Linked DNA regions of Homo sapiens: region 2 is linked to region 1. A link is an interaction called in ENCODE POLR2A ChIA-PET data of the cell type or tissue named here. Cell type or tissue: PC-9. All regions are shown on one strand.

Region 1 (5,000 bases):
AGTCAATGTTTAATATATCATCACAGCAATGCATTATAATTCTAGTATGGCTGGCACAGCCAAAGTAACATCACTCTGATGTCATATTAGACTCTGGCAAAGAGCCACAATGAGCATGAAAGTTTAGCCATTCTGAGAAGCATTTCTAGTTTTTTTTTTTTTTTTCAAATAAATGATTAACATTAAGCAAACTAAAGAAACAACACATTTGAAGAAGTGGAGGTCATTTTCCAACTGTTACTTCATAGTGTACACTGGATGCATGCCAGAGAGACAGAAGGGAAAGTCCTGTCATAAAATATGTTTCAATAAATTATTAATTTTTTCATAGGCAGGCTAAAGATTTAGAAGGAAGATGGCATTTTCCAACTAGGCCATAGGCTTATTGAGGTTAAAACTCTTTTTCTTTTGCCCAACATTGCAATATGGATGAGTCTTTGCTCTAGCTTATCGTAACTGCAGTGCCCAATCGATATTTAAATCCTGAAAGATCAGCAATAATGGATGCAAACTGAACAGATCAATATTTAGCCTTTTGTGGACTGTAACTTTTATCTTAGCCCCAATTACTCCATGGCACAAGAGTTGATTTTCAATGTCTTGGGTGTTTGGAATCTCACTAATTTTAATTTTAATTTTAAATGTTAAATAATACATTGTGAGACACTTGTAGAAATAATTGTTAATAAAAATATTCAAAACATATGCTTAAATAGGTTCAATGTCTTTTCAGTACCATTTAATAATCATAAATTTCAATTGTGACATGTATATCATTTTTTTTAATTAGAGGGTATCAGATTATTTTTAAATCCATGAAAAGATATTTCCTTGTAATGTCCTTTGGCAATATTGCATGACTACTTGAGAATGATTTGACCAGTTTATCTTTTTAGGATAAAAACTAATTACAGATCTGATATAACATTAACGTTTAAATATTATTTAATTTATTCAGGTATCACAGTATAACTAATCAAATGTGATCATTTGTCTTTGCAGTTCTATAAAGGATCTTAAGGAAATCAAGATTCTGAAGAAAGAAATAACTTTCTCTAGAAATAGCAATTCTCATTTATCACTCAGACCATTTATTCATAAATGTGAGCTCTATTCCCAAATGCCCAAACTTATCTGATGCTAACAAAAAAAAAAACACTGTAACTTTTACCGCTAAGTAAATTAGAACATTTGCTATGAAGAAGTACAAAGTACTCATTCTTTTTTTTTTTTAGGACTTCTCAGTGTATGTGTGCATATTGCCTCAGAATTTAAAAAGAGAGGAGGTGAAAATTCCACTTGATGGAAACACATTAAGGTTGATTACGGCTTAAAAACTGACAAAACACAAAAAGCAACCACCTGAAGAACGTGAAAAGTAGATGACAACAGTAGAACTGGGAAAGACATGAAAACTTGAGGAACAACCAATATGGTCATGTTTGGTTTCATGTAGTTTTTTTTTTTTTTCTTCTTTAGCTCCCCATTGCAAGACAAATAAATCGAAATCTCTTAGTAATCTCTTTCTGGCTAGCAGACCAGGGGGATAAAAAAGCCCTCTATGAGCTGAAGAGAGTAAAGAGAATTGTTTTTCTTCTCCTGTTGTTTGTTTGTTTGTTTTTAACCTTCTAAGTTCCACACCAAATCCAGTCCTGTCACAGAACGGCAATGCAGTAGTGTAGCAGTGACACAAGTACCTAATGACATAAGAAAAAAAAAGTCATCATTCTAGAATCAGAAATGGAGAATGGGGTCCCCTTGCAGAAGATTTCCAATTTTTTCTCTATATTGTCTTTCTTTGCTTGCCCCGAAAGGTAGGCCCAGTTATATGGAACTGCACACCAGCTTGGGAGGCTAAAACACTGAGAGAATCTCATGATTTTGTCTAGACGAACCAGAACAAACCAGCTCATAGATACTGGAGTGTGTGGGAGAGATCTCAGAGAGGAGTGGAGCTGAAGAAAGATACCTAAATTTGTATATGAACCAACACAAGTTCTAAGCTCATCCTAAGCTGTCCATGTACAGAACATACCCTGAAAGCAGAGCAGAAGATTTGGAAAGTGAGTTACTATATTAAACCTGTGCCCAAGTTCTAGCTCATCCTCTGAGTTGCTCAGATGAGAGGCAGATGCAAAAAATATAGTAGGCACTTTAAAAATTGAACTTACTTTAGATTCACTAACTACAAAAGGCAGTTTGACTTGTATTCTGTACTTAAGTTGATTGTCTGCTAAAACTAATGAACAAAACTCAATAGCGTCCACTGGATTTTAAAAAAACCCAGTTTCTCACAACATAGCTTTCCATATGTCCAAGATACAATCCAAAGTAACGCAAACTATCAAGAACCGGGGAAATATGACCAACAATCAAGAGACAGACAATCAATAGATGACAATCCTGAGATGAACCAGATGTTGGAATTACCAAAGACTTTAAAGAAGTATTATAATCATATTTTATGAAATAAACATGAGCAATTCAAATGAACAGAAAGTTGGAGAAAGAGAAACCATAAAACAGAAGCAAATGAAAATTTTAAGACAGAGAAATTTGCTCATTTTCCAATGTGTAAAATAAAATTACACATTGGAATACTATTTAGCTTGTAAAAAGCAGGAAGTTCTGTCATTAGTGACAACACGGATGAACCCAGAGTACCTTATGCTTGGTGAAATAAGCCAGGCACAGAGAGAAAACTACTGTATAATCTTACTTATATGTGAAATCTAAAAAAAAGAACTAATAGAAGTAGAAAACAGAGTGGTGGTTACCAGAGGCTGGGGTGTGGTGGGATGGAGGAGTGGACAGGAAAAGGGTAATGTTTGTCAAAAGGTTCAAAGTTTCAGTGGAATAGGAGAAATAGGTTCCGCTGATTGATTGCATAGCATGGTGACTACAGTTAGTAATAATGTATTGTGTATTTCAAAATAGCTAAAAAATGGATTTTAAATATTCTCATCATAAAGAAATGGCAAGTATTTGAGCTGATGAATATGGTAAAAATCTGATTTTTTCATTTGATTGAAGCATCACATTTTGTTTGCCTCAATATATATATAATTATTATTTGTCAATTAAAAATAAAGAAAACTTTAAAAATAAATAATAAATCATTGGAAGGGATGAATAGCAGAACGAAGATGACAGAGGAAAAAACAGTAAAATTAAACAATAGAAATTATCTAACCTGAACAGCATAATGAAAAAATATAGAAAATACAATGAACACAGCCTTAGAAACCAGTGGAATAATATTTAGATATCTAACATTTTTGACATTGGATTTCCTGAAATAGTGGATAAAAGATTTTTTGCACAAAGTGTATTTAATGAAACTGTGGTTGAAAGCATCCCAAACTTGGCAAAAGGCATATATTTTTACATAGATAGACAGATAGATAGATAGATAGATAGATAGATAGACAGATATAGACAGATAGATAGATATGCAAGAAGCTCAACAAATTCCAACTACAATTCTCTTAAAAGTATTTGCACACAGAGAGCTCCAAAATATAAGAAATATTAAAAACAGATAAAATTAATAGGGGAAATAGAAAAATCCACAGGTTTAAACACTCTTGTCTGTATAATTGATAGATAATTGATAGAACAAAGAGAGAATATTTGCAAGGATATAAAAAATTATAACAATACCGTAAACAAATTAGAACAGAAGTTGGCAAACTATGGCTTATCAATCAAATCCAGACCACCACATTTTTGGTATGGTCTACAAGGTAAGAATGTTTTTCATACTTTTAAATAGTTGCCTTTTAAACGGTTCTATAAGTATCTACATAATGTCCTCAATTTTGCCTCTTGGTCTGCAAAGCCTAAAGTATTTACTGCTTAATAAAAAGTTTTCCAATCTCTGAATGAGAGCTTGATTGACATTTATAGAACATGCCACTTAACCACCGCTGAAAAATGTAAAAAAAAAAACAAAAAAAAAACACAATATTCTTTCAAGTACTCATTGACTAGTCATTACAATGGACCATATTCTTAACCACATAACAAACCTTAAAAAATTAGTAGAATTAAAACCAAATATAATATGTTCCATGATAATATCAGCATCAGTATAGAAATCAGATTAACCAAAATATACCTGAAAAATCCCCAAATGTGTTAAAATTAAACAGCACACATGTACAGTCAGTGGATATAAGAGTATGTCTCAAAGAAAAATTAAAGCATTTTTAATTACAGTATATCAAATGAAGCTAAAGCAGCATTAAGACAGACATTTATGGTAGTAAATGTTTATACCAAAATATTATAGGTCTTAAATAAAAAACAGGAACATCCACCTTGAGAAACTGGAAAAAGAAAAGCAAATTAAACCCAAAGTAAGCCAAAAAATGAAAAGAATAAAAGTAAGAACAAAAATAATGATGTAAAAACAAAATAGAAAATATTTAATAGAAGAAATGGTATTATCTTAGTAAATATCAGGAAAATATGTAAACTACTATTGAAACTGACAAGAAAAAAGAAGACTCAAATTCATAATATTAAAAAGGAGCTATCACTATTAATGCTAAAGATATAAAAGATGAATACAAGCATGTTACACACAAGCTTAAAAATCATTCTTAGAAGAAATTTTAAAAGATCAAAATATTTGTAAACATTCCATATTCATGAATCAGAAGACTCAATTTTGTTAAGATGGCAGTACTAACCAAGTTGATCAACAGATTTAATGTAATTCCTATCAAAACCCCAGCTTTCTTCATAGAACTTGACAAGTTGATCTTAAAATTCTTATGAAAAATCAAGTCACCTAGAAAAGCCAAAATCTTGAAAAGGAAGACCAAAGTTGGACAACTTATACTTTAGAATTTTAAACTTTAGTAGAAAGCTACAGTAATCAAGATAATGTGGTACTAGCATATAGGGTAGAATATAAATCAATGAAATGAATTTGAGAGCCAGAAATTAACCTTTGCATATATGGTCAATTGATTTTGATAAGGGTATCAAGA
Region 2 (5,000 bases), 650 kb before region 1:
CACTTACTGCATTTTCACCTTCCTTTCCCATTACATTCCTCAAGTGGACTTTTTCTGTCACTTCCCAAAACTCTCAAGTTGCTTAATTTCTCAGTTTTCCTGGGAGCACTGTTGTTATTAGCTGTGTCTTTAGCCCGTACAAAATCCTTTCATCCGTCCTATTTCTGAGAGTCAGACCTAGGGCCAATAGAGGGAAGACTTTATAGTCAGAAGGAATCAGGTTTAAATGCCTGCCAGCTATTACCTGTGTTAACATTAAAAAGCTGATAAATCCTATAGGGACTTACTGTCCTCATCTATGAAATAAAGTGATACTTGCCTTGTAAAATTCTTATTTGTAGAACAGTCAATTTTCAATACATATCCTTTTTTATACTCTTATTTATGTTGCCTCCCTCATTCCTGACTTTATTATTTGCAGGCTTCTTTTGTTTCTTTGCCCATGAATATCGCATTCTTTCATTTAACCCCATTGTTACTGCCCAGATGTGGCAAGCACTCCCCTTCCAGGTGATTTCCCCCACAGCTCCCCAGTTATCATTATTAAGAACTATGAACTTGAAAGGTACAAAGTGGTTTGTCATGTTTATGTCTTATTTATATTTTTGGATGATCTGGCATTGAATGTATGAAAATGTTTGTCTTTAATCTTTAGTTCTCTACTGTAAATAGTAGAACTTTGTACTGATTCTTGATAACCCTGTTTCCCATCATTGTTTTGCCTAATGGTTGGACAACAAATAGTTGTCTCCATTCTCATATAGCTGGAAAAGAAAACGGCCTTTAAAGTGAAGACTAGTATTTGGTAGTGCTTTAGTGCCTTGTTATTCTAGGCATGGTCCTGGGATCATCAGCATCAGTGTTTGCATGGGAGCTTGTTAGAAATGCTGAGTCTCAGGCCCTAGCTAGACCTGGTGAATCTGAATGTTATATGATCCCCAGGTCATTGCTATGCACAGCAGATTTTGAGAACTGCTTTACAGCCCATTGATTAAAAGAAGTGAAAGCGATTTTTGAACTGGAAAAAAGTCAGAAAGATAGAGGCAATATTTAAATGTCATTCATGAACTAGGGAATGTTGGGAGTAGGGGAGAACTGAAAAGAAGTCTGAATTTTGAAACCTCCCATAAGGTAAATGATAAACTGATTGCCAATATAAGGGACAACTGATGAAATCTAAAGGTAGATTTTTCTGCTTAGAGCTGAACTGAAGCCATGAAAAATGTTGTTAGTAACTAGCCTGATGTTTTAAAAAAAGAATTACCAAGTGACATATTTCTAGATTAAAAGGAAATATTAAAACTGGCTTTCAATATTTAAAGCTTACTTAACTAGTAACACTTGCTTGACACTGACTCATGTCATTTTATTTCATTCTTCTTTTGATCCATGCAAATAGTTACAAGATTTAAGATATACTATCATGTCACTTTTTTGAATAGATTAGATAAAAGAATTTTTTAATACTGGGTGATAAACCCTATGGCCAAGGCTTCACGATACTTGCAATAAAGCAGTGAATCTAGGCAAGAAGAAAGCCATATTTTCCTTTTTAAAATAATGAAAATGCATTATTTCTACCTACTATTTCAATATTGTGCTCACTGATAATTAATGAGAAGTCTTGTGGCCACTTATTTGAGGTATTTCCCTGCATGCAGGAGTTGTCCATATTAATTTTATTTACAGGATCAAAAAGTGACAAACCATCAGTATTGCTTCCCCTTTGATTATTAAGATGCGAAGGATATCATGAGAAGTATTAACATAAAATCAAAGTAGTCCTTTTCTGCTTTATTTTAAATTTGCTCAGGTTTTTTTTTTCTTTTTCTTTGCTTTACATTTAAAGAACTAGGTTCCTTTCCCATACTTGGTATGTAGTACATCTTTTTTCTCCGAGTTAATTCTCCAAGTCTGGTCTGTCAGCCAGTATAAACAACACTTGATGAATGAGACTCAAGGTGTTTAGTCACCTGAAGCAGCTGTTTGAAGTAACTCTACACACAGCCTGAGGCCTGTGTTTTCACAGCTGTGAGAACTCTTCAAAAGCTTTCCCTCTTGGCCTAGCTCTTTGCTGTGGCTTTAAACTCTTAGCGCAAAATCTGGACTATTTCAAAAGAGCAGAATGAAACTAGAGACAGTAATTTTGCACGATTTCAAGCCAAAAATGGCCTAAAATAAATAAATGAAGTACATTCGAAAGTGCTTTACCTAGGTGGGCTATATATCTGAGAATTGTTCTCCTTCCTACGTACCCATATACTCTCTTAACAGGGAGATGTGTGGCTGAAACACTATGCTCTGTTTATATGGCAGTATTTTCATTTTCTTTTCTGATTCTATGACACTGAGGCTAAAATCTTATGAGCTTGGAACTATATGTACCTGAATTAAGCTCAGGGAATTGCTGGATGTTTGATAGAGTTCCAGGCTCATAAATCGACCTAAGGTGATTAAAAAATGGCATTCTTTGCCAGCCTGCTTAGGTGATTCACGCTTTTGAAGTTCCTCTGATGTCTTCTATTGGCCTGGCAGACTTAACTCATGGAGCAAACTTAATGTAACCACTGTATTTGTTATAAGGCTTCAGATTTGCTTGAGCTTATTTCAACAACAGCTGTTTTTCACCATTTTATATATAATAAAAAAGACATAGTTGCTTCTCACAAAGAATCATGAACTTCTCTACTAGAAATATGTAAGGACCATTTTTATTCAGAATGACAATCATGTTTTTTGTTCGTTTTAATTTAGGGATTTGATTTCTGAATTTGGAAAATGACTATTTCCTTTTTGGAGCTACTTGGCACCATGTCAAGTGAATAAAACTTGCCTTTTATACAATTTTCATGTGATGAAAATATTCTTCCAACTAGTCTCCTCTACTTAATTCAGGAGAATCATATGTATAGTTTATTCATTCACCTACAAATATGTATTGTGTCTGACAGATGCCAAGAACTAGATTACTGAGAATATAGAAGATATACATGGTACTTGCCACCACATGGGTTAATATCTAATGGGAAAAAAAAGATGCATTACATAAGTAACAAAATAAATGAGTGTCTTACAATCAAGAGAAGTCCTACAAAGGAAGGATCAGGATACCCTGAGAGCAAAAAATTCCCAATGTCATCTATCTTAATTTGTCTGAGGTCTTTGATTTTAAGATCACATTAAAATCAAAATAGATAATAAACTTTTATTATATTATCATCTTAGTGCATTGGTTATTAGAAGAAACTCTACTTTTAATCATTGTGGTTTTCATACTGACACATATGGTACTTTGACTCTTACGTGTTTTTTAATCATGTTAAAATTTAAATTCATTTTTATTATCCTCAAATACATATATAAAATATTCAGAGTACCTGACATAGAATTGAGACTCTATGAAATTTATGCCACTTTGTTTAGCCATAGCTCCTGCTCTGAATGAGTTCCTAAGACACAGGTGGAGGTAGGTTAAATTCATCCATTCATTTCTTTATCTGTTCATTGCTCAATTATGGACTGCCTAATCTATGCCGTAATTGTTTCTGGGAATACAAAAATGAATAAATTACAGATCTTGTATTTGTGACCTAATAACAATTTCTGTAACTGATGAACCCTAAAGTTCTGATGGCCTTACAGGAGTGGACACATTATAGCTTAAGGGTCACTGCCTGGTTTTGTTCACCACTTGCCCTAAGAATGACTGTTTCTTTTTTTAAATTATTGAAAAAAGAATCAAAACAAGAATACTATTTCATGATGAATGAAAATTATATGAGCTCCAAATTTCAGTGCTGTGAATAGTTTTATTGGCCCACAACCACATCAATTCATTTACATATTGTCTTTAGCTACAATGGCAGAGATGTGTAGTTGCAACAGAGGCCACAGGACCCACACAGCTGAAAATATGATCTAGTTCTTTGTAGAAAAAATTTCTTGAGTCCTGACCTAACATAAGAAAAGTTTATTTCTTATTTACAAAGCAGTTGTCCCGAGCCACAAGTGTTCCTCCTCAAAATAGTGATTCAGGGACCAAGAGTTTGTCTACTTCTGGTTTCTGGTAGCTGTCTTTAACATGTTGTCTCACAATTGCTGTGCTTATTTGCAACAGGCTATAGGGAAAAGAACATAGAGAATGATGTATGAGCAATTTTTTTGAACCAGGCCTGGAAATGGTACACATTGATTCAGCTCACAATGTTTTAGCTGGAACTCAATCCTGTAGCCACACTTAACTGGAGGTGAGACTGGGAAAAACAATCTAGCTATATGACAAGGAATAAGAGGAAAAAAGATTTAGGCATCAGCTACCAGCCTCTGCTATAATCTTTTCCCTAAAACGTCTTAACAATTAGAGACAAACAAATATGTAAACAAATTATATTATCCTGTTGATTTACTTAGTAGAGTTATACTACAGGAATGGTAGAGGCAGGGAAAGGGAATTATTTAAAGATTTCTAAGAGTGGTGAAATCAAGAAATTTACTGCAGAGGAAAGATAGAATATCATGTAAAAAACATAACATGATAATATAAGTTCCATCATAGAAGTTTATATAGAGTGCTAAAGAAACTTGGAAATGCTAGCAGGAATGTCTAACTTTGCAAGGGTGAATCAAGGAAGTATTTACAGAGGGGCTGTTATTTTTATGATGAAAACAGCCAATTACTGTTTATTGAGCACACATTAAGTTTAAGACATAACAGAAAATTTCCATGTACTAAATACCTTGTCAATCACCACAGATTTATTAGGTAGTTTTTATCCTCTATTTTATCAATTAAAATACTAAGATGAATTAAATTATTTCTGAGTTTATATTTCTAACAAATTGGGACTTTAAGTCATATCTTTCTGAGTCCAAAATTTACGTCCTTGACTAAATTGTTATATTGTATGTAGAGGAAGACAAATAGGAAGGGGTCACTCCTTGGAGAAGGTAATTTGTATATGTATAATGGGGTTTGATAAAATAGAATACTGAAGAACAGT

The links. ChIA-PET counts read pairs that join two places held together with the same protein. Peaks named below come from ENCODE experiments on the same cell type or tissue, not always from the same donor. Only the 100,000 strongest peaks of a DNase experiment are listed, where the experiment ranks them.
Region 2: POLR2A ChIA-PET joins it to region 1 with 10 read pairs; 2 of 35 experiments call an interaction of 5 or more read pairs at or near these places.

The regions. Positions count from the first base shown.
Region 1 is chr2:146,214,380-146,219,379 of GRCh38, forward strand. The region is part of intron 2 of LOC105373667 (a long non-coding RNA gene); the gene reads right to left. Among named protein-coding and RNA genes, the nearest start is that of LINC01911, 620 kb to the right of the region's middle. In PC-9, no CTCF peak of the experiment used is centred here; no DNase peak of the experiment used is centred here.
Region 2 is chr2:145,561,945-145,566,944 of GRCh38, forward strand. No RefSeq gene overlaps it. Among named protein-coding and RNA genes, the nearest start is that of LINC01966, 680 kb to the left of the region's middle. In PC-9, no CTCF peak of the experiment used is centred here; a DNase peak (open chromatin) is centred at 1,977.